2 separate regions of the Homo sapiens genome follow, and region 1 is linked to region 2. A link is a loop called in an ENCODE intact Hi-C map of the cell type or tissue named here. Cell type or tissue: PC-9. All regions are shown on one strand. Links, peaks and the distances in the headings refer to the core of each region. The heading gives the core; the rest is flanking DNA. Region 1 overlaps LINC03016 (long intergenic non-protein coding RNA 3016). Region 2 overlaps COL28A1 (collagen type XXVIII alpha 1 chain).

Region 1 (10,634 bases), core at 1,404-9,403, 150 kb after region 2:
CCAAGACAACTAAGGGAAGGCTACCCTCTCAGAAGGATGAAAGAGAGAAGTGCTTCACTTAATTTTCATCACTTTATCTAGTTGCAAAATAAACATGTTGCTGTGGGAAGCCACCTCATTTCTATATGGAAATGGATGTGTCAGCTTACCAATTCCTTTAAAAAAAATCATGGAAGAGGCAAAGTTTTGGATCTTTTTCTTGGTGGAGTTTTTGTTACCATATAAAGAAGACAGAACATTATTTGTTTTTGCAGGCAAACTTCTTGCAGCAAGTGCACAATAGTGCATTATACAAATAGCTACTCATTTTTCTTTATTTTGTATTCTAGGCAGCAAAGCTTGATGTTTTACCAAGCATAGCAGGAGGTACCATCAGTAAGAACTGATCCACACACATGAAGTGTTAGCTAATGGTTCAAAAAGAAATCTTGGATGAGATTGAACACATTGATTCCTTTCATAGTTAACTGAAGCAGTTCACAAGAGAAGAATTCATCTACACTCTCTTCCTTAGATACTGCAAAAATAACAACAGCTGACTACAGCCATTATTATCACTTGGCTCATCAAGCTGAATACCTAAAGGGGAATAGGTTTTGCATTCTCTATAACTTGCTTCTAGATATCCTGGTTTCTCACTTAAATTTTAAAACAGATCTCATAATTAAATAACATGCTGAGGCTTGTTTGATACATCTCCTTTCAATGCAGTTAAAGAAAAAATTTCAGTGCCACCAGATTCACCCATCACAGGGGCTACTTTTCCTAGGCATATGAATTTTCCACTTGATCAGATGTTGGTATCCAGGGTTTTTCAAGTCACGCAAAGTCACATGTCCGCAATGCTCGGCTGTGATCAAATCCCTCCCTTGTATGTTCATGATAATAAGTATATCTTCTCACATTAAAAAATATTTAATGGGCCGGGTGAGGTGGCTCATGCCTGTAATCCCAGCACTTTGGGAGGCCAAGGCAGGTGGATCACGAGGCCAGGAGTTCGAGACCAGCCTGACCAACATGGTGAAACCGCATCTCTACTAAAAATAGAAAAATTAGCTGGGTGTGGTGGTATGTGCCTGTAATCCCAGCTACTCAGGAGGCTGAGGCAGTAGAATCGCTTGCACCCGGGAGGCAGAGGTTGCAGTGAGCAAAGATCGCGCCACTGTACTCCAGCCTGGGTGACAGAGCGAGACTCCGTCTGAAAAAAAAAAAAAAAAAAAAAAAAAAAAAAAATTTAATATCAGAGTTTCAATGTTTGAAGTAACAAGGTACACAGTTCATTCACACGGCAGTCAGCGCGTTCCATCCCTACTTGCCAATGTAAGAGTGAAGCTGGAAACACCACAGGAGTTACTGGGGAATAAGAGGCTGTCAGTCCCCACAGTGTAAGGAGCCTTCTGGGATCTTGCAGTTGCCATTGGTTGAACACCCCCTCATATGTTCAAAGCCTTGTGCTGCAGGCTATGGACAGCCCTGCGTGAAGCACACAGCTGGGTTTCCCCATCAAGGAGCAAAGAAGCCCCCAGTTCTCTGAGACTCACCATCTATATAGTGTGAGGAATAAACAAAACTTGTGGTTGGGAAATAGAATAATGTTATATTTTCCCATAAATTCTTCCAAAAGTGAATTGCCACTTGCAACTCAGCAGGAAAAATGTCAGTATTAGTGTTGGGCAAGGGACTAATCCAGATTCAATAAAAAGTCTTCATTATAAGACATTTCCTCTCAGGTGAATAACTAGTCCTTTTCATGTTGGAACAGTTACAGAAACTGAATTTTTTTAGTTTATAAAAATTTTGCCTTAAGGTAAGCAACACCTGTTTAGTGAATCTTGAAAAAATAGTCTTTTATTTATTTATATATTTAATGAAATGCCAATTCTTTTTGCAAAGCAAACTGGGATATGAAGATAAAAGGGTAAAAAAAAAAGTTCTTTGATGCATTGTCATAGTGAATGCATATTGAATCTCTCTATATTAGTGACTGTGCAGTATATAATATGCAATATCAGTTACACATCTCCATCTGAAGGAAATTAAATCCTAATTATACAAGAGGAACCCACAAAGTTCACTTTTTCCTTTTAAATGGCAGAATGTTGTTCACTGAGAGGAAATAGTTACTTCTCTGTTCCATGTAATTTTCATAGAACAGATGTGTCTGAGGCTGGTTTTTAAAGAGTGTAGCAGGCATTGTTGGGAATAAATCTGGGGAAAAGTGCACAGGACTAAATTTGGAGAGAGCTGCTTAGCCCTGTGACCTTTACAAAACTATGTCACTGTTCTGTGTTTTGTCTGAGAAAATGAGCTAGCGATAATATCCCAGGTGCCTCACAAGACACACATTCCTAAAGGTAAGGGGTCTTCTGGGTCTTCTGGGATCTTGTAGTTGACATTGGTTGAATACTACCTATGTTCAAAGCATTGTGCTGCAGGCTATGGGTAAGCCAATGAACAAAAGGGACCCAGCTACTGTCCTTAGGGAGCCCACACACAACTTTCTATGCATGGAATCACTTCCAAAATGAGAACTATCAGAGATGACTCAGGGTTATGGTAAAGGTAAAAGACACACTAAATGGAAAATCTGGAAGCTTCTTTAGACAAACAGATTGTGTCTCTATATATATCTAGATTATTAAAGTGTGCTCTGATACAGAGTTAACATATTTCTGAAAAGTTGTGTAAACTGATTGTGGTGAGCATTTTCAGAAACCCCCGAGCTCCCATCCCATCCTTTGTCCTTTGGAATTAATGTGAAAAATGAGCACTATCTTGGCTTTCCTTTCTCTTCTCCCATTTCTCCCCATATACCTATTATTTCTGATTTATTTGTATAATAAATACGGGCTTTAAAGATTGGGTTTTTTTTTTTTTCTTAACAAAAAGCTTGTAGACATGTTTTCTTCAAGTTATTTTCTTAGTTATTATTTTCTGCTATGTCTAATACCAATATTGCCGCAGGGAGTGTGTAAAAAGGGAGGAATGCAGATGTTTTTCTATTTGTTTTTACTATCATAGAGTGGAAAAAACATGGACCAGTTAGAAGCAGCTTCATCACTATCTGTGTAGGTGACCCTAGAATGTGGGTGACTTAGACTTCAGTGCACAAAGAATTGGATGGTTGTTAATGCAAATAACCCAGTCCTCAACACCAGAAATTCTTTCTTGCGTTTAAAAGTAGTCCTGTACACAGTTAGAAATGCTTTCAGCTACAAGTAGTAAAACAGTAAATAATAATATTTCACATAATAAATCTCTTAATAATGGTTCTAGGGTTGATGCACCTCAACAATGTCATCAGTGTCCCTGGTTCTTTCTTTTTGTCCTACCTTCTCAACATGTTAGCATTTCATCCAGTCATCTCAACTTATGGCCACAGATAACTGCTGCTCCCGGTGACACAGTCTCTCACATGCTCAAGGAATGGCACCAGACAGCTCTCCTGTGTACTTTTATCTTTTTTCAGAAGCAAAAGCTTTCCCAAGAACTCCCCACTCCTGGTGGAGTCTCCTTATATGTTTCTGGCTGATTCTAGCTGCAGAGAGATGGGAAATGTATTAGGGTTCTCCAGAGAAACCAGTAGGATGGAGATATATATAAAGAAAATAAGATTTAATATGATAAATTAGTCATGCAGTTATGAAGGCTAAGAAGTAAGTCCCACAATCTGCCATCTGCAAGCTGGAGACCCAAGAAAGCAGGTGGTGGTGTTATAAGAAAGGGGTCCTGATCCAGACCCCAAGAGAGTGTTCTTGGATCTCCCACAAGAAAGAATTTGGGGCAAGTCCATAGAGTAAAGTGAAAGCAAGTAAGTTATTAAGAAAGTAAAGAAATAAAGAATGGCTACTCCATAAGCAGAGCAGCAGCATGGGCTGCTCTGCTGCTTATACTTATTGTGGCTTCTTGATTATATGCTAAACAAGGGATGGATTATTCATGAGTTTTCTGGGAAAGGGGTGGGCAATTCCCAGAACTGACGGTTTCTCCCCTTTTTAGACCATATAGGGTGAATTCCTGACATTGCCATGGCATCTATAAACTGTCACGTCCCTGGTAGGAGTGTCTTTAGCATGCTAATGCATTATAATTGGCATATAATGAGCAGTGAGGACGACCAGAGGTCACTCTTGTCGTCATCTTGGTTCTGGTCGGTTTTGCCCAGTTTCTTTACTGTGACCTATTTTATCAGCAAGATCTTTATGACCTGTATCTTGTGCTGACCTCTTATCTTATCCTGTGACTTAGAACACCTAACCTCCTGGGAATGCGGCCCAGCAGGTCTCAGCCTTATTTTACCTAGCCCCTATGCAAGATGGAGTCACTCTGGTTCAAATGCCTCTGACAGTGTAATTCAGTCCAAGTCCAAAGGCCTGAGAACCAGAGGAGTTGATGGTGTAAATCCCAGTCTAAGGACTAGAGATGATGAGATGACCCAGGTCAAGGGGTGAGGCAGGAAAAAGAGGGCAAATTCCTCCTTCCTCCACCTTTTGTTCTATTGAGACCCTCAGTAGATTAGATGATGCCTACCCATGTCGGGGAGGGCAACCTACTAAGTCTGTTGATTCAAATGCTAATGTTATTTGGGAACACTCTCACAGAGACGCTTGGAAATAATATTTAATCTGGGAACCCCATGGCCAGTCAAGTTGCTCCACGAAATTAACCTTCACAGGATGGTATTGGGAAAGAGAAATGTGATAACATGACTAGAGCTGAAAATTGAGAACCCCCTCTGGCCAGGCACGTAGCCATCTGAGCACACCTGAGGTCCTGCTGTAAGTGAAGTAGCAGAGGATGGCTGTTAGGGACACAACATCAGCGGTTACCACCACCCTGAGGGCAACTGATGCTGGTGTCCATTAACCACACTTTATACCACTGGTTGCCAAACATCTGGGTTAAATCAGAATCATCCAAGAGCTTTAATAAGTGCAAGAGGTCTGGGCCTCCCTGATTCAGTGGGTCAGGGTTGAGGCCTCAGCATCCTGACTCTCTAAAAGCTCATTAGCTTAAAAACAAAACAAAGCAAAATAAACAAAACTCAGGTGATGCGGTGATTCTGGTGCACAGCTGGGATTGAGAACTTACTGGTCCAATCATTTAATTTCTCCGAACAGCAGTTAGAAGCCCATGGAGATAACACTGGGATAATAATAGTGTTCGTCCCAGAGGGTAGGTGTGAGGTATAAATGGTTTGGTATACATAAAGTTGAAGCTCAAGCCGGCACATAATAGTTTTGGATCTCAGTCCGCCTTCCCCTTATGCCAGATGCCAGATGGTTTTAGAGGCAGATTCCAGTTTCTTCCAAAGAAAGTGTTTTTTCAAAAATAGTGACAAGTAGACTTGTTTGTCTTGGCTACTGTACTAGTTCCCTATTGCTGCAGCAACAAATTACCACAAACTTAGCAGCTTAAAATGACACCAGTTCATCATCTCACGCTTTTGTAGGTTACAACTCCAGGCAGGCTAGGTTGGGTTCTATACTCAAGAGTCTCACAGGCCAAAGTCAAAGTGTTGTCAGGGCTTTTCCCTGGAGGCTTGGGTAAGAATCCACTTCCAAGCTCATTGAGAATATTGGCAGAATTCCACCCTTGTGGTTTTAAGACTGAAGTCCCTGCTTTCTTGCTGGATGTCAGCTGGGGTCCTCTCTGCTCCTAGAGGCCATCCACATTCCTTCTCATATGGTCCCCTCGATGTTCAAAGCAGCAACTCTTTAACTTCCTCTTCTGCCCCTCTTTGGAAAAGCTAATTTTACAGGCTTATGCGATTACACTAGGCCCGTGCAGGCAATCTCCTTATTTTAAGGTTAATTGTACCTTATAACATAATCATAGAAGTGATATCTCAATCTTCACAGGTTCTGAGGATTAGGATGGGACGTCCCTCAGGGCATTTTCAGAAATTCTGCCTACCATAGCTGTCTGTCCACTTTGCTGTTCAGCAACCCTTTCCCCAGAGGCTCTCATCCAGCCTTCAATCTTATCAGCTGGTATTTAGCAATCTCCAGGTGAAGTGTTAGCATCTATCATGTCTTTCACTGCAGCTCCATGTAGGTATAATCATTTCCTATGTTGGGCGAAAACCAAGGCAGGAATGACGGCAATTTCACTTGCTGCATTTGTGGGTCCCATGGACATAGAGGAATAGTAGGCTGGCCTGACCTCGAGAGGTTCGGGGCCTCAGGTATTCAAGCCTAGGATTTCAGTTAAACACAAAATGACAAACAGCAATAGGAGACAGGTGAAGGACACTGACAGGTGAGCACTTCTGGAGTTCAGAAGCTGTCACGAATAAAGATGATTTCAGAGCAGATGGGCCTGGGAAATCTTTCCACGGCCACTCCAGTCATACTGCACTGGCAGCCACCCACTTCCCTCCTTCCTAAGCTCAATTCTACTTTTCACAGAAGCCCAAATTGGTTCTGGCAGATCTGAAATTACTGTTTTGGAGCAAGGCATACCTTGTAGTTGTCCAGATAATTTTTTGGGAGTTCTCAGGCCAATACTATTTTAGTCTGCTTTTCAATCTTCAAATTGGAATATTTTTTAAATATTGAAAATCAGGCCAGGCACACTGGCTTATGCCTGTAAGCCCAGCATTTTGGAAGCCTGAGGCAGGAGGATTGTTTGAGCTCAGGAGTTTGAGACTAGTCTGGGCAACATAGGAGACCTCGTCTCTACAAAAAATTTTAAAAAATGCTGGGCATGGTGGCACATGCTTGTGGTCCCAGCTGCTCAGAAGGCTGAGGTGGGAGAATCTCTTGAGCCCAGGAGTTTGAGACTGCAGTGAGCCATGACTACACCACTGCACTGCAGCCTGGGTGACACAGTGAGACCATGTCTCAAAATAGAAACAAACAAACAAACAAATGACCAAAAATCAAAGCACAAAGAAATCTGCTGGAAATGGGAGGGTCTGGGATAATCTTGAAAAACCTAAATGAAAAAAATTACAGGTTTGAAGACAGAAACTGTAGATGAGCTTCATGACCACTTTTTTTTACTGTCATTCTATACGGAACACTGTGGTATGTGGGCCAGTCCCCACTTCAAGTTTGAGGCACCCATTCTTCAGCTGCTGGGAGTGCTGGCAGCTGATGACCCTCAGCTGAGTTCTTCTCAGGGAATTAAGAGGAGCTGAAGAGAGCTGTCTTGTCCAAGGTCATGGCTCCTCCCTGGGCGGTCCTTATCCAATGACTCGTAAATATTAGGGTAGCAAGGACAGACTCCAGTAGAACAAGACCAAAGGGCTATCCTGGCTGCACAGTTTCCCTGAGGAATTGGCTTAGGCCTTTGCTAGGACTGCTTCATGGTCCAACTTCTCCCTCCACCCAATTCTGCTCCCTCCATTTCCCCATAGGCGTCAATCTCAAAGGCACTATTGGGTATCCAATTTTTTGGCTTCCCTGGGCCACACTGGAAGAAGAACTGTCTTGGGCCACACACAAAATACACTAACACTAACAATAGATGATGAGCTTTAAAAAAAATTTTTTTTAAAGAAAGTTTACAAATTTGTGTTGGGCCACATTCAAAGCCGTCCTGGGCCACATGCAGCCCACAGGCTGTGGGTTGGACACACTTGGGTCCTACGACCTTCCTGTATGCTCATCTGTGGCTAGCAATAGAGTTGAGCAAGTCTCATCAACCTTGCTAGAGGCCTTCAACACATGTGCCTGTGTGTATGTGTCCATGTGCACATGTGTCTGTTTTCATGTTAAATTGACAATAAATGGGCAAACGATCTAACAGTTTAAAATATGATTGGAAAGGAAATTTTTTAGATTTTAGAATCCCATCACAAGCTTCAATTTTTCTTTTTAAAGTGTCAATTTCATCCCCACAAAAAAGTTACAAAAGTGAACAATTGAAAGATGAAAATTTCAGAGAGGCTTAAGTGTGTGAAATTCCTTTCGTTCAATGATGCACTAGAGATATCTGCATTTGAGCACAGTCATGATGAGGGGTAGATTGTCAGCCATAGTTAGCTATCCAGGATATGGCATTTACAAAATAATGGCATTATGTCAAAGTTCAAATGAATACCATGTTCAAATGAATACCATTTAAGAATGCCCCACTATCTTTGGAAAAATGGCTCAAGGAAATCATTTCCCACAAATCCATCTTACTTCTTCTGAGGAGCAGTTGGTTGAGGTAGTGGGGAATGTGGCCTGAAGAGGTAGCTCTGATGAAGTGCTACTCCTTAGGTTGTAACTGGGCCCCTCTGTAGAGCAGCATGTGCCCTGACTCACTGACCTCCAGTGGGGATATTTTAACGTGTTAATTTCACTGAAACAGACATGCTGATGCTAAGCTAGTATTAGAAAACTTCCCAAGAGAAAAATAGATAGTATGTAAGAATAGGTCAAGGTGGAATTAGTCTGGATATTAAGACATGTGAGATTCACATATGTAAGTATCCACTTGTTTCATGTCCCAAGATACCCAATTCTATAAATATTTTCTAGGTCTTCTGCTGTCTTTGGTTTTCATGGAAATTGGGATAGTTTGAAAAGAGCACTCCTTAATTCAACCTTAAACAGTTTAGGGCATCAGGTGCTCTTGAATGTGGTGGGAAACTAACAAAGCCAGTTGTGTATGAGAGGTTGAGTGGAAGGTTCTGGTTTCCTGTGATATTACATCTTGGGTAAAATGTATCTTGGGGACCAGGCCACCTTTGTAAAATCAACAGATTGGCCATAAGATTAAAAATTATGACTCAGGAGTCATGCACCCAGAGGTTACAAGATTACTAACCTCCCCAATTGCTCCTATAGATAACATTACTACTATAAAACCTAAGATTGGTGCTTGAGATATCTTTTAGACCCTGCATTCTGATGGATCAGCTGGCACCACCCAGAATGGTAAACCAACTCATCTGGTCTTGTGGCCCCTACCCAGGAACTAACTCATGCCTGCCAAAGTGTCTTTAAAAAATCCTAGCCTCCAAATTTTTGGGGAGGCTGATTTAAATAATAGTAAAATTCTGGTCTCCTATTTAGCTGGCTCTATGCATATTAAAATCTCTCTCTATTGCACTTCCCTGTCTTTACAAATTGGCTGTATCTGGGCAGCAGGCAAGATGAACTGGTTACAATCTCATTTGATTCTTTAAGGATAATACTTTGCTAAACTCTGAGACTTCTTTACCTCACTACGATGTTGGTCAGCAGAAGGTCAGTGGGGTTCTTAGATTTTCATTTGTATATACACCATTGCCACCATGTGGGGCAGCATAGATTTTATGGCTTCCATAAGGTGTAACAGATTCATTCATCCTATTCAAAAGGTGACTGACATATTCTTGCCAAAGACAGAATTCAACCAAAAATAACTAGAAAATGTAACTGAATACCAAAAAAATAACAGACAATAGACCTAGACCAATAGGGGATCTTGATAATGTGACTATCCAACATGGATTCTATAATGATTTGCTTAAAATGTTTAAGGAAATAAAAATTAAGATTGAGGACATTGGCAGAGACCTGGAAATATAAAAAATAACCAAATGGAAATTCTAGAATTGAAAAACTTGATAAATGAAATCAAGAACTCAACAGATGGGCTTAACAGAGAACAAATACTACCAATAAAACTTCTTTATTTTTTTTGAGACAAGAGTCTCGCTCTGTTGCCCAGGCTGCGGTGCAGTGGCACGATCTTGGCTCACTGCGATCTCCACCTCCCAGGCTCAACTGATTCTCATGCCTCAGCCACTCAAGTAGCTGGGATTATAGCTGTGTGCCAACACGCCTGGCTAATTTTTGTATTTCTAGTAGAAATGAGGTTTCATCATATTGCCCAGGCTGGTCTCAAACCCCTGGGCTCAAGGGATCCACCCGCCTCGGCTTCCCAAAGTGCTGGGATTACAGGCGTGAGCCACTGCACTTGGCTGCCACAAAACTTTTCATTACAGAAGTTACTGAGTGACCTCCCCCAAACTCTACAAATTCCCACAAGAAGCTTAGCCTCCAAAAGGCGAGCTCGTTTGCCCTGGACAGTTCATGGCTTTATCTTTGGTGAATGGGCATTTGTTGTCTTTGAGTTATGTTCTTTACTTCCAAGTCCTTATCCTTAATTGGTCATTTTGGATCGACATGTCTGAAAAGTATTATCAGCCCTCTGTAATAGTTAAGTTGGAGAAGCCATCTCTATACACTGAGTTCCTGCGGGCAGGATTGTATCTTTTCCTCTCTGCGATCCCAGGACCAGCAAAATACCTGGGGGCAAATCAGTCATTCCTATGAATGTAATAGGACTTGAAGAGTAGAAGGAAAGTGAGGGAAGGGTTAATGACAGACTTCAAAAAAACCAAACCCTAGGTCAGGGCCTGGACTAAGCAACACTTCAAAGTTGCTTCTCCTCTCAAAGCAGTTTCTTCTGTCTGTGCTTCCCCTAGTTCCTCACCACACCCTCAGTCTGGCTAGTCCTCCCTTCACAATGACAGGTCAGAGATCCTTACTGAAAGATACGGTGTTTATTCTCTGTGAGAGTAATATGTTATAGTAAGCGGGAGATTTCACTCAACACCTGATTGGTGATGATGGAGAAGGGGGCCGGTCTTTTTCCACTTCTCTAATGGTAATATTTTCTCCCAACTTGCTTGCATGTTTACAGCAAGC
Region 2 (10,634 bases), core at 1,237-9,236:
ACTGCGCCCAACCTGGCCATATCCTTCCTAACCTTTTCACCTCATCTTGGAAGGGCACAGGTGAACGGAAATGAATGAGAGGAAGCCACCAAATCTGGGGTGGGTTGGGGTGACTGAGCAAAGAGGAGTATTATTTTTGATGAAACTTTCGATGATTTTGGGTAAGATTTACTTAACTATGCTTGACTTGTTTTGTTGGAGAGTGTCAAAATGTTTGGAAGAGAAAAGACATGTCCTTTTAAGATGTAGCAAAGTGTATGAATCAGTCAGGTGTAGTTGGAGAACTTCAGGCAGTGAACTTACACACTCTCCCTTTGAAAGTACTTCATAGGTACTCAAGAAAGGAGTGCTAATGGAAATGTATGTACTACAGGGTTTTCATGTTCTCTACTTGGAGCCCTTGATGTTGGAGTGATCCTTTCAGCTGGCAGGAACTTGGGGACCCTCAAAGATGGGAGTCAGTAGGAGAGAGGTGTTAAAGAGATAATTAGCACCCGTAGCCTTAGAAGCAGCTAAGTACTAAGTGGAACAGATGGAGACAGTATAATAAAAGTGGTCTGTAAGCAAAATAGAAATACATAATTATGAAAGTAGATATTAAAAGAATTAAGTCAGTAATAAAGTACAGTTTTAAAGTGGCCCCCGTCCTTTTAAGGGCTTGGGTTATCTGGAAGTATTTTAGAGTTTATAAGTAGAAAGTAAATTAAAAGATGGACTGTTTTTCTGAATGAACAACTTCAACATTTCTTGTAATTTATGGTTTTTGCAGTGTTGGAAGCTGGAAGCTGTTTAGCTGGTAACAGGATATGGGCAAAACAGGACCTAAGGCTAAAGGTCTTGGGTGGTAGTTCAAAGCCTGACCCTGGTTCTTTTTTTTCTTTATTACTTTATTCAGGCATATTTTACACATTCTAGAATTCATCCTTTTTAAGTATAAAATTCAATGGTTCTTTAAGTAAATTTGCTACTAAGCTATACAGCCATCACCATAAATCAGTTTTAGGTCATTTTTATCCCCCCAGTAAAATCCCTCACGACCATTTATAGTTAATCCATGTTGCTGTCCCTGGCCCCTGGCAGTGACTAATCTACTTTTTGTTTCTATAGAGTTACCTTTTCTGGGTATTATTTATAAATGTAATCATATATCTGGCTTCTTTCATCAGTAATAATGTTTTTGAGGTTCATTCATGTTATGGCATTTATTCATAGTTTATTCCTTTTTATTGCTGAATTTACAGCACTTTGTCCATTCACCAGTTGATGGGCATTTAGGCTGTTTCTAGTTTTGGATGATTATGTATAATGCTGCTAAGGGCATTCATATGCAAGTCTCTAAGTGGACATACATTTTTATTTTCTTTGGGTGTATATGTAGGAGTGAAATGACTGTATCATTTGGCAAATTTATGTTGAACCTTAAACCACCAAACTGTTTTCCAAAGTGGCTGCACCAGCAATTATGAGGGTTCCTGTTTTTCTACATCCTTCTAGCCCTGCACCTTAATAGCTGTGCAGACTTGGGCAAACCTTAGCTTCCACTTTAATAAAATAGGTGAGTGGAGCTGACATATACCAAGTGCCTATTCTGTGGTAAAAATCATGATAGAAACACTTACAAGCTTTGTCTCACTTAATTCTGAGCCCTTTGAAATGTAGATATTATTTTCTACATATGTGATGAATTTACCGAGGTTCAGAGAAGTTACATAAACTAGACATCATTATAATGCAAGATTATTGTGAGTACTAAATTATATCAAATAACATATATGAACATACATGGCATAGTCTTGGGAATACAGAAGGTGGCTAATGAAGCAATTTTTATTTCTCTCCTTCTTCCCATCATTAGCATCTCTAGTAGGTCTTGCCACAGGGCGTCACCTACCCTCATCAGGTACCACCAATTTTCTGGTAATAGTTGCCAGCTATGAAGCTGTCATGCCTTAGTGAAGCTGAAAATCCTTTTTAGAGTTTACCCTGCAGTTCCAGTTAATGAGGTGGCAGAAACATCATAACTCAAATAGCATAATCTTTGTTGCATACAATGATAAAAGCAACTAGTTCAGGATATGATTATATTTCTTAATGGTTGTTTTTTATTCTTGTCTCTTCTTCCATCCTCTATTCACAATACTCGTAATTACTTTTCCAAATTCTAGAGAAGAGGGTTCTGAAAAAAGTTAATGTTGCCAAGAAGTTAATTGACTTGATTAATTTGAAATGGACCTGGATCTGTTGGTTTGAAGATTGCCTAGGTGGTAATAGAAAAGTGATCTAGGAGAAGAGGGTTCAATTAATACCTTAGTCACATTCAAGAAGTTTTTGATATTAAAATATATATATTGAAAAAAACATAAAGTCTTTAAAAAATTAGTAACTTGTTATTTGTTGTGTCTTTTCAGGGAGAGCCTGGGGTCAGAGGCCCTCCAGGTCCTTCTGGGCCTCGGGGCGTAGGAACCCAAGGGCCAAAGGTGAGTCCTCAGCTCAGTGCTTTGTGTGAGGGTCAGATATCATCAGTGACAAACAAGTGAACAGTAACTTCATAATAAGTGTTCGTCTTGGTGTTGACTTATTTTTTTCTTGGTGACTGATGAAACGTCTTATTTTTCATATCAGGTGAACGTTCAGTAAAATAGAACATTCGAGTTTATAAAGCCATTCACTTCCCCCAAAAGAAATGAGCAAGTCAGCCTCTTTTTAACTGCAAAGTGCTCAGAACATTTCTGGGTTTCTTAGAGGCTGTGCCGTCATCAAGAAGCACATCTTTACTTTGGCAGAGGTGCCTCAGGTGGCTTTTTTAACAGGTCACCTGCTAATGTGTCATTGTGCCCTTTGTGCCACAGCTACTCTGGCAGGGTGTCAGTACAAGGGTCTAGACTGATTGTCCCTGGAGAAGATGAGAGCAACTTCTTTTGGCCCAGTTTCCCTCCTTTCTATGTCTCCTTCAGTTTGGTGGTTATTCATCCTTTTATTCTTTTAATCCAGTGTTTCTCAAAGAGGGAGACTTTGTTTCCCTTCCCTGGCTTCAGAGAACATGTGGCAATGTCTAGGGACATTTTTTGGTTGTAGTAGATCAAGTCCAGAGATGCTGCCAACCATTCTACAATGCCCAGGACAGCCTCCCATCAGAAAGAGTGACTCAGCTCAAAATGTTAATAGTGCTGAGTTTGAGAAACCTAGTTTTAATTGTTCATTCAGTTGCTCAACAACTTTCTTTGATTTGTTCGAAAGTAGGGTAAAGAAGTAGCAAGCATGTTCAATAGGGAAAATAGATGTCAATGAACCACCCACCACAAATTCAAATTTTGAATTGGTATATTCATGCCGAAAATGCACAGAAGTGAATTAGAGCCCATTCTCAGAGAGGAGAGGGAAAAGGCTGTATGAGTCAAAGATTTTACTGAGCATCCCAGAATTACCAAGATTCTCAGTTTATCTCTGTTTTGTCCCTCAACTCAATTTTGGCGGTATGCTATTTTTGAACCTTCTAGATCACTTTAAATGGATGAAGATCCCCCCAAGATGTTAGTAGTCATTATCACTGGGTGATGGGAAGATGGGTCTATTTTTCTTGTTCATGTCATCTTTATTTCTGTTTAATTTTTTTTTTTGCAATGGGCAGGTATTCCTCTTATAATCAGAAAAAGTCAAGCTTTTTTAATACTGGAAAGTAAAAGACTGACTTATACAATAACTTATATTAACCCAGCACTTCTGAAGGCTTCTTCCATCCAGTGTTAATTTAGGAACTTCTGGGATAAGCAACGTTACACTAATTTCTTTACTGTGGGACTTGTTAGAGCCATTAGTCTACTATATTAGTGTGCACTGGAGATCTCCAAGGGAAAGCGCATGCTATTTTCCAATCTTATTCCACCACGAAGTGTTTCCAAAGAAACATGGGCTCAGTTTATGAACAGATACTGGGAAATGCTACACTTGCTTATAGCTTCATCTACACATTTTCCTAAAAATTTGGACATTGATATCCACTGGATCTTTAAGTGCAACCCCAGTGAAATCACACCTTATATTGAAATGGAGCAACATCTTAAGGCTATGTGGAGCCACATGTCAGTGGTTTTCATATGTGGTGCAGGGCAGCCCTGGTGTTCTTGAGCTTGGTGGTAGGGCAGTGAAGGGGGCCCAAGCAGATGAGGCCCTGGGCCTCCATTTCTGCTTAGGCCCAGCGGCTCTGCTTACTGCTTAATTTTTATTTGGATTATATTTAAGGTTTTGTTTGCATAGAATTCTGTGGTTTAAAAATATTGGGGAAGCACTCTAAGTAAAATAGGAAGTAGCTTATAGGCAGCATGAAAGTCCTGGTCAGACTGAAGTAAGAATGCAGCTGAGAGTAGTAATACTTAACGTTGTTTCTTCTTCGATCTTCTTACATTTTGTCTTCAAATTCTCCCCATCTTCTAACAGGGTGATACTGGGCAGAAAGGCTTGCCTGGCCCTCCTGGCCCCCCTGGCTATGGATCACAGGGAATTAAAGTAAGTGAATAGGGTTGTGCTGGAGTCACCTCTGATTTCACCAGAGTGATTGGGAGAAGAGGTTGTAGATAACGCAAAAATGGCTATTATGAAATAGATTTATTGTGAGCCTCGCAGTTAAATGGCATCCAGTGTTTAGAGACATCATCTGGAAGTGTAAAAATGGTATGAGTACAATACTTCAGCAAATGCTAAACATTATATAAATTGCTTGGTGCAAAAGTGAACTGTTCTATGGTTTGTTGCTTTCCCCTCTTTGTGAATTGAATGGAGAATTTATACTCAGTTGCTCTCTCTCTCTCTCTCTCTCCCCCCCCCCTCCCTCCCTCCCTCCCCCCTCCCTCCTTCCCTCCCCCTCCCTCCTTCCCTTACCTTCCTCACCTGTATCCTCCATGGTAGCCCAGGGCTTCCCAATCTTAGCTCACAGTGGAATCACCTAGGGAGCTTTTGGATAGTACTAATGCCCTTTCCCAGAGGAACGAAATCCGAATCTCTGGGAGTAGAGTGTGAGTGCTGTGGTTTTCAAAGCTCTCCAAGGGATTCTCCTGAGCAGCCAAGGTGAGAACCTCTATTCTAGGCCCTGAGTCTGTGTTACTGGAATTCATAGCCATCTGCATGTCACTTTGCTTCTGCGTCAGCAGCAACAAGCTTGTCCAGCATGCTGGGACTCTCAGGGTCTCTCATGTCTCAGTAGACAAATTTGGCATCTAAACATTACTATGTAATTCTAAAAAATTCCCTCTTCTGCTTCTAATATGTTGATGATGTTGTTCTTATCGGTTCACTCTCTTTTTTTCCGATTCCACTGCTGCCCCCGTCATAAGCTGGTTTTTTATTTTACATACATTTATATATATATATATTTTTACCATGCTTAAGCTTTGAAACTGAGTTATTCACCTCTGGATGATTGAGATTGATTCTAAAACTGTGGGAACATTCAAAATAAACTCCTTTTCAAATAGCAGAACTTCTTAGTCAGTAGGAGACAGTAGGAGCTTAAGATAATGTGAAAATCCTGTGTTGAAATTAAACTGCCTACTTCTGTGTAGAGAGAGTAAGCTTAGTCAAGAGCAGAACTCATAGAATGTGTGTTAAATCTCCAGTTTTATCACACAATGTCTAGAGCTTCTACAGCAGGTCTTCTAAATAACTGTTGTTCATCTCTCGGGCTGAGTATCTAAGCAAAGGCCAAATAGGCATGTTGCCCATATTGTACAAGCCCTGGAAAGAAAATACAGCAACACTCTGCTTTCTCATAAACAACACCAATCTCATACTTAATCTTTAAATTCTGTGGTTAGAAGGTGGTAGTGCTGTATACCCAGTTTTGCATGAGTTTGCTTAGGGAATAAACCTATGCCAAACCACAGGTCCTGTCACCAACATGAGCTCAGTTCACACATGCTGTTAGGTTATTGCTGCCACGTCTTTAGGCCTGGGGCCGGTTTTCTCCACTTTGTTATCTGGGAACTACTTCCTCATTCTCACCTGGGTTGTGTTTAATTAATCCTTACCGACTATAACTTATCTGGCTTCCTGCCTCTCCTTATGCCCTCAGGGTTATGCTGTGTCTAAACTCCATCCTGGGTGAAACCAGGTCCTGAAGCCTCCCATCACAGGAAAGCACCAAAATCAAAACTGCCACGTATCCCATCTTATCAGAAATGAGATAAGCTTTTCCTTCACTTAGGGCTGTAGCCTGATGCTGCTTAGCAGTGAGCCCTGACTAAGGCTCACTCATAAAACTTCTCTAGGCCGGGTGCAGTGGCTCATGCCTGTAATCTCAGCACTGTGGGAGGCCAAGGCAGGCAGATCACTTGAGGTCAGGAGTTCAAGACCAGCCTGGGCAACATGGTGAAACCCCGTGTCTACTAAAAATACAAAACTTAGCTTGGTGTGGTGGTGCATGTCTGTAGTCCCAACTACTCAGGAGGCTGAGGCATGAGAATCGCTTGAACCCAGGAGGCAGAGGCTGCAGTAAGCTGAGATAGTGCCACTGTACTCCAGCCTGGATGACAGAGTGAGACCTTGTCTTCCCAAAAAAAGAAAACTACCCAGCACTTTGGGAGGCCGAGGTGGGTGGATCATGAGGTCAGGAGTTTGAGACCAGCCTCACCAATATGGTGAAACCCCATCTCTACTAAAAATACAAAAATTAGCCAGGCATGGTGGTGCGTACCTGTAATCTCAGCTACTCAGGAGGCTGAGGCAGGAGAATCGCTTGAATCCTGGAGGCGGAGGTTGCAGTGAGCCAAGATCGCACCACTGCACTCCTGCCTGGGCAACAGAGTTAGACTCTGTCTCAAAAAACAAACAAAACAACCAGAAAAACCTCTTTAGACATATTGGATTGCCTGGCATCCAGTTGGTAGCAGGGCAGAGGTTCGTCCCTCAGGACTTCCATCTCATTTTCCTGACTGTGGCAAAAACCGCAATTACTTTTGCACCGACGAAATACCATCACTGCAAAAGGGAGGGAACTGAAAAACCAAATTGGTGGCATTCTTCTGAGTCATTTCAAGGATATAGGAACAGTAAAATTTCATTTCTTACATTCATTTGTTGACTTATTTCCTACCCCTTTCCAAAGAGCATTTGAATCAGTGAAATCTGCTTGCAGGTGTGTGTGCTTAGTAGCCTTTGACGGAAAGCTTTGTTGCTGTTAACCTTTAACACAGAAGCCTGAACTGTACTCTGTCTCTCTATCCCCTTCCACTTATGGGAGAAATAAGGGTTGTAGCTGCAATCACAAGTGATTTGCTTCAACCTAACTTAGTTGCTAGAATATTGGCTCTTCAGCCAGTCATTCATTCATTCAGCTGACCAACCAATACGGATTGAGCATCACCTATGTCAGGCAAATAAGCCAAGTGCTAGTATAAAGTAGTGAGTAAAAATATGTGAACTTAGTCCTCATGGAATTTACAGGCTATAAAATAATTAAACTTTGAGTTCTGGAGAGTATAGAGGATGGCACAATGGAGTGAATTTAGATTACAGCAGTAGGCAGGGCCCTTGTGAGGTCCTATAGGCCAAGTAATGAGTTTGGCCTTAATCCTAGGAGCAACTGGAAGTCAGAGAAGAATGATCTGATCAGTTTGGAAGAGACTCACTCTGGCTACCATTTGTAGAATGAATGGACATGACTGGAAGGAATGTGGGAGTAGAAGGGCTTCTCTTTCCATGCCCCTTCCTATTCTCTTGATTCTCTATGTGGAAGAGTATGATCTTCTGGGAACTTCTTTCCCCGGCCTTTCCTGGGGCTCTGGGACCACCCAGGGCTGCTGCTGTGGTAGCTCTGGTCCTGGAAAACCCTGAGAGCACGATGGGCTCGCCCCTCTTTATTTAGTACCATGGCAGCCTCCTGCCATTCCTCTGCTGGCCCAACTGGCTCTGCCCTGAAGTGGAACTCCAGCTCCTTCAGGGCCTTGGGCTTTTTCCCAACCACAGATGTCTGTTGTTTGGATCAATGAATATGGGACTGTGGCTGTTTGATCCTAAAATGGCCTTGGACTTTCAGGTTCATGTCACAGGCCAGGAAGTTATATGATGCTGCCATCTTGTCCCACTGTAAGCCTCCAGCAGTAACCCAGATATAGACTCCAGATATATCAGAAGTCCCACAGATTAAGTCAGAAGGGAGAAGGAATGGGTCTGGACCTGGAGGAATTCCTTTATATGCCAAGTAGCCATTGTGAGGCCAGGAGGGATGTGATCAGAGGGTGCACCACCCAGGTTAAAAAGCACGGAGACAGATGTGGATGGCTTCTCCCCATTCTTCATTTCTAATTGGGAGTTATGCCAGTTTCCCCATCTCCATCCTTGTTTAAGTCCGTTCCAGTGTCCTGATCAGCCCTGACATTCCCTTAGTACTTATTTTCAGAGGACCCAGAAGTCCTTATATAAACACAATTCCTGGTAGCCCTCCTTGACTTTAAAGACTTTGTGAGGTAGATTTGTGGACTGGCTCTACTATAACTCTTCCTATGCATAAATGCTTTATTCATTGAGAGAATTAGCTTCTATGCCACTGCCTTTTGCTCTTCCTGTAGGCTTGAATATGACTGACCCACCCACCCATTTGAACCAAATGTATAATGGTTCAAACATAGTAGAGGGTTTTGCTCACATAACAGTACAATGTGTGTGTTCCTGGTTGGTGGGTGATTTTCTTCCACACAGAATTTTAAAAAACCTTGTCTTCCATTTATGGTTCTTCTGTTGGCTGGGCCTCTTTACCACTTAAACCCAGCAGGCAAAAAGGGAGTATGTAGAAGGGGTATACCTGCTTCATAAACTCTTGGCCAGGACTTGACACATATCCCCTCTGCTCAGGTTTTATTGGTGAGAACTAGTTGCGCGGCTGTACTTAATTGCAAAGTGGCTTGGAAAGGTACTCATGCTGTGTGCCCAGGAAGAAAAGGAACCAGAAGTTTGGTGAAGAGTCAACAATCATTGCCATTCATAATTTAGCCTGTTTCTAGGGAGGATGGAAATTTTAAGTCATTTGTTGCTCTGAAGTATATTGGTGCCTCCAGAAGAGAACAGAAAGTATGGTGGTCTACATGGCAACTTCCTGGCTGAGAATTCCTCTTATGGGGCTATAGCAAAGGAGGGACTGACTATTCCATGCCTAACAAGTTTGTTATCAGTTTTAAAAAATAGCCTCAATGACAGGCTGGGTAATTTGGTGACCTCTATCCAACAGAAACCCTGGGGTCCCCAAAACTGGCAAATAGTAATGACTGCAGTGGTCACACAGTCACAGGCCTAACAGATCAACCTCTGAGACATCTGAAGCCCATAAATAGAGTGAAATACATTCTGCATGATATCTCCCCCCATCTGTATTCTGACCTCTGTGGTGTAAGGGAAAGAGAATGAGGGACTCATTTCTCAGTGGCTTTAGAGCCAGTCAGATCTTGGCCTGAATCTGGGTTTCGATTTTTTCTAGTTGTAACCTTAGACAAATCATTTATCTTTGTTGAATCTCAGCTTACTAATCTTTAAAATGGGGCTAATAAGGCTTATTTTACACAGTGTTAAAAAGAAAAAATTGTATAAAATGTCTAGGACACAGAGTTGATATTCCACCAGAGTGTGGGCTATGGAGTCAACAGATTTGAATCATGGCTTCTCCACTTCCTGAGTATTTCATCTCTCCCTCAGTTTCCATATCTGAGTAATGGGATAATACAGTACTGTTTCCTAAAGTTGTTGTGAGGAATGATTGAAATTAGATAGTATGTGTAATGCATGTAATACATGGTTATATATATGGAAAATGTTTGCAGCTATTCACATTATTATTTCCACCTGCTTCCCTTCCCTTTCGCTAGTCCCTCTTGTATTTTCCAGGAACAAGGCCTAGAATTCTAATACTCAAGTGATTTAATGCTCTTAAGCATAATATATTGGTTACATTAGTTAGTGTAGACATTGCTCCAATACCAAACAGACACCCAAATGTATAATGGTTCAAACATAGTAGAGGGTTTTGCTCACATAACCGTCCAATGTGTGTGTTCCTGGTTGGTGGGTGATTTTCTTCCACACAGAATTTTAGAAAACCTTGTCTTCCATTTATGGTTCTTCTGTTGGCTGGGCCTCTTTATCACTTACACCCAGCAGGCAAAAAGGGAGCATGTAGAAGGGGTATACCTGCTTCATAAACTCGTGGCCAGGACTTGACATGTATCCCCTCTGCTCACATTTTATTGGTGAGAACTAGTTGCATGGCTGTACTTAATTGCAAAGTGGCTTGGAAAGGTAGTCATGCTGTGTGCCCAGGAGGAAAAGGAACCAGAGGTTTGGTGAAGAGTCAACAATCATTGCCATTCATAATTTAGCCTGTTTCTAGGAAGGATGGAAATTTTAAGTTATTTTTTGCTCTGAAGTATATTGGTGCCTCCAGAAGAGAACAGAAAGTATGGTGGTCTCCATGGCAACTTCCAGAATGCCCCGTCATTCTCCTGATACTGTGGGCACAGACACCTGGGCTTATAAGGACTGGGTTTAGCCCGTCATTTATTTTATCCTATCCTAAAAAGAGAAGCTTAGAGCATTGATAATCTTCTTTCTTATTTCAAACAGCATCAGTATTACTCATGGATGACTTAGAAATTGTC

What was found. Hi-C counts contacts between places; a loop is a spot of excess contacts. Peaks named below come from ENCODE experiments on the same cell type or tissue, not always from the same donor. Only the 100,000 strongest peaks of a DNase experiment are listed, where the experiment ranks them.
Region 1: a loop joins it to region 2, with 2.1 times the contacts of the local background. A loop is called at or near these places in 2 of 110 quality-filtered maps.

The regions. Positions count from the first base shown.
Region 1 is chr7:7,260,141-7,270,774 of GRCh38, reverse strand. It overlaps LINC03016 (long intergenic non-protein coding RNA 3016), which reads right to left. Exons shown (of 4, transcript NR_108073.1): 3 at 3,333-3,538. Among named protein-coding and RNA genes, the nearest start is that of LINC03016, 10 kb to the right of the region's middle. In PC-9, for the core only: no CTCF peak of the experiment used is centred there; no DNase peak of the experiment used is centred there.
Region 2 is chr7:7,411,728-7,422,361 of GRCh38, reverse strand. It overlaps COL28A1 (collagen type XXVIII alpha 1 chain), which reads left to right. Exons shown (of 35, transcript NM_001037763.3): 26 at 2,409-2,477; 27 at 4,435-4,503. Among named protein-coding and RNA genes, the nearest start is that of COL28A1, 120 kb to the left of the region's middle. In PC-9, for the core only: no CTCF peak of the experiment used is centred there; DNase peaks (open chromatin) are centred at 6,001 and 6,941; H3K27ac peaks cover 2,476 bases.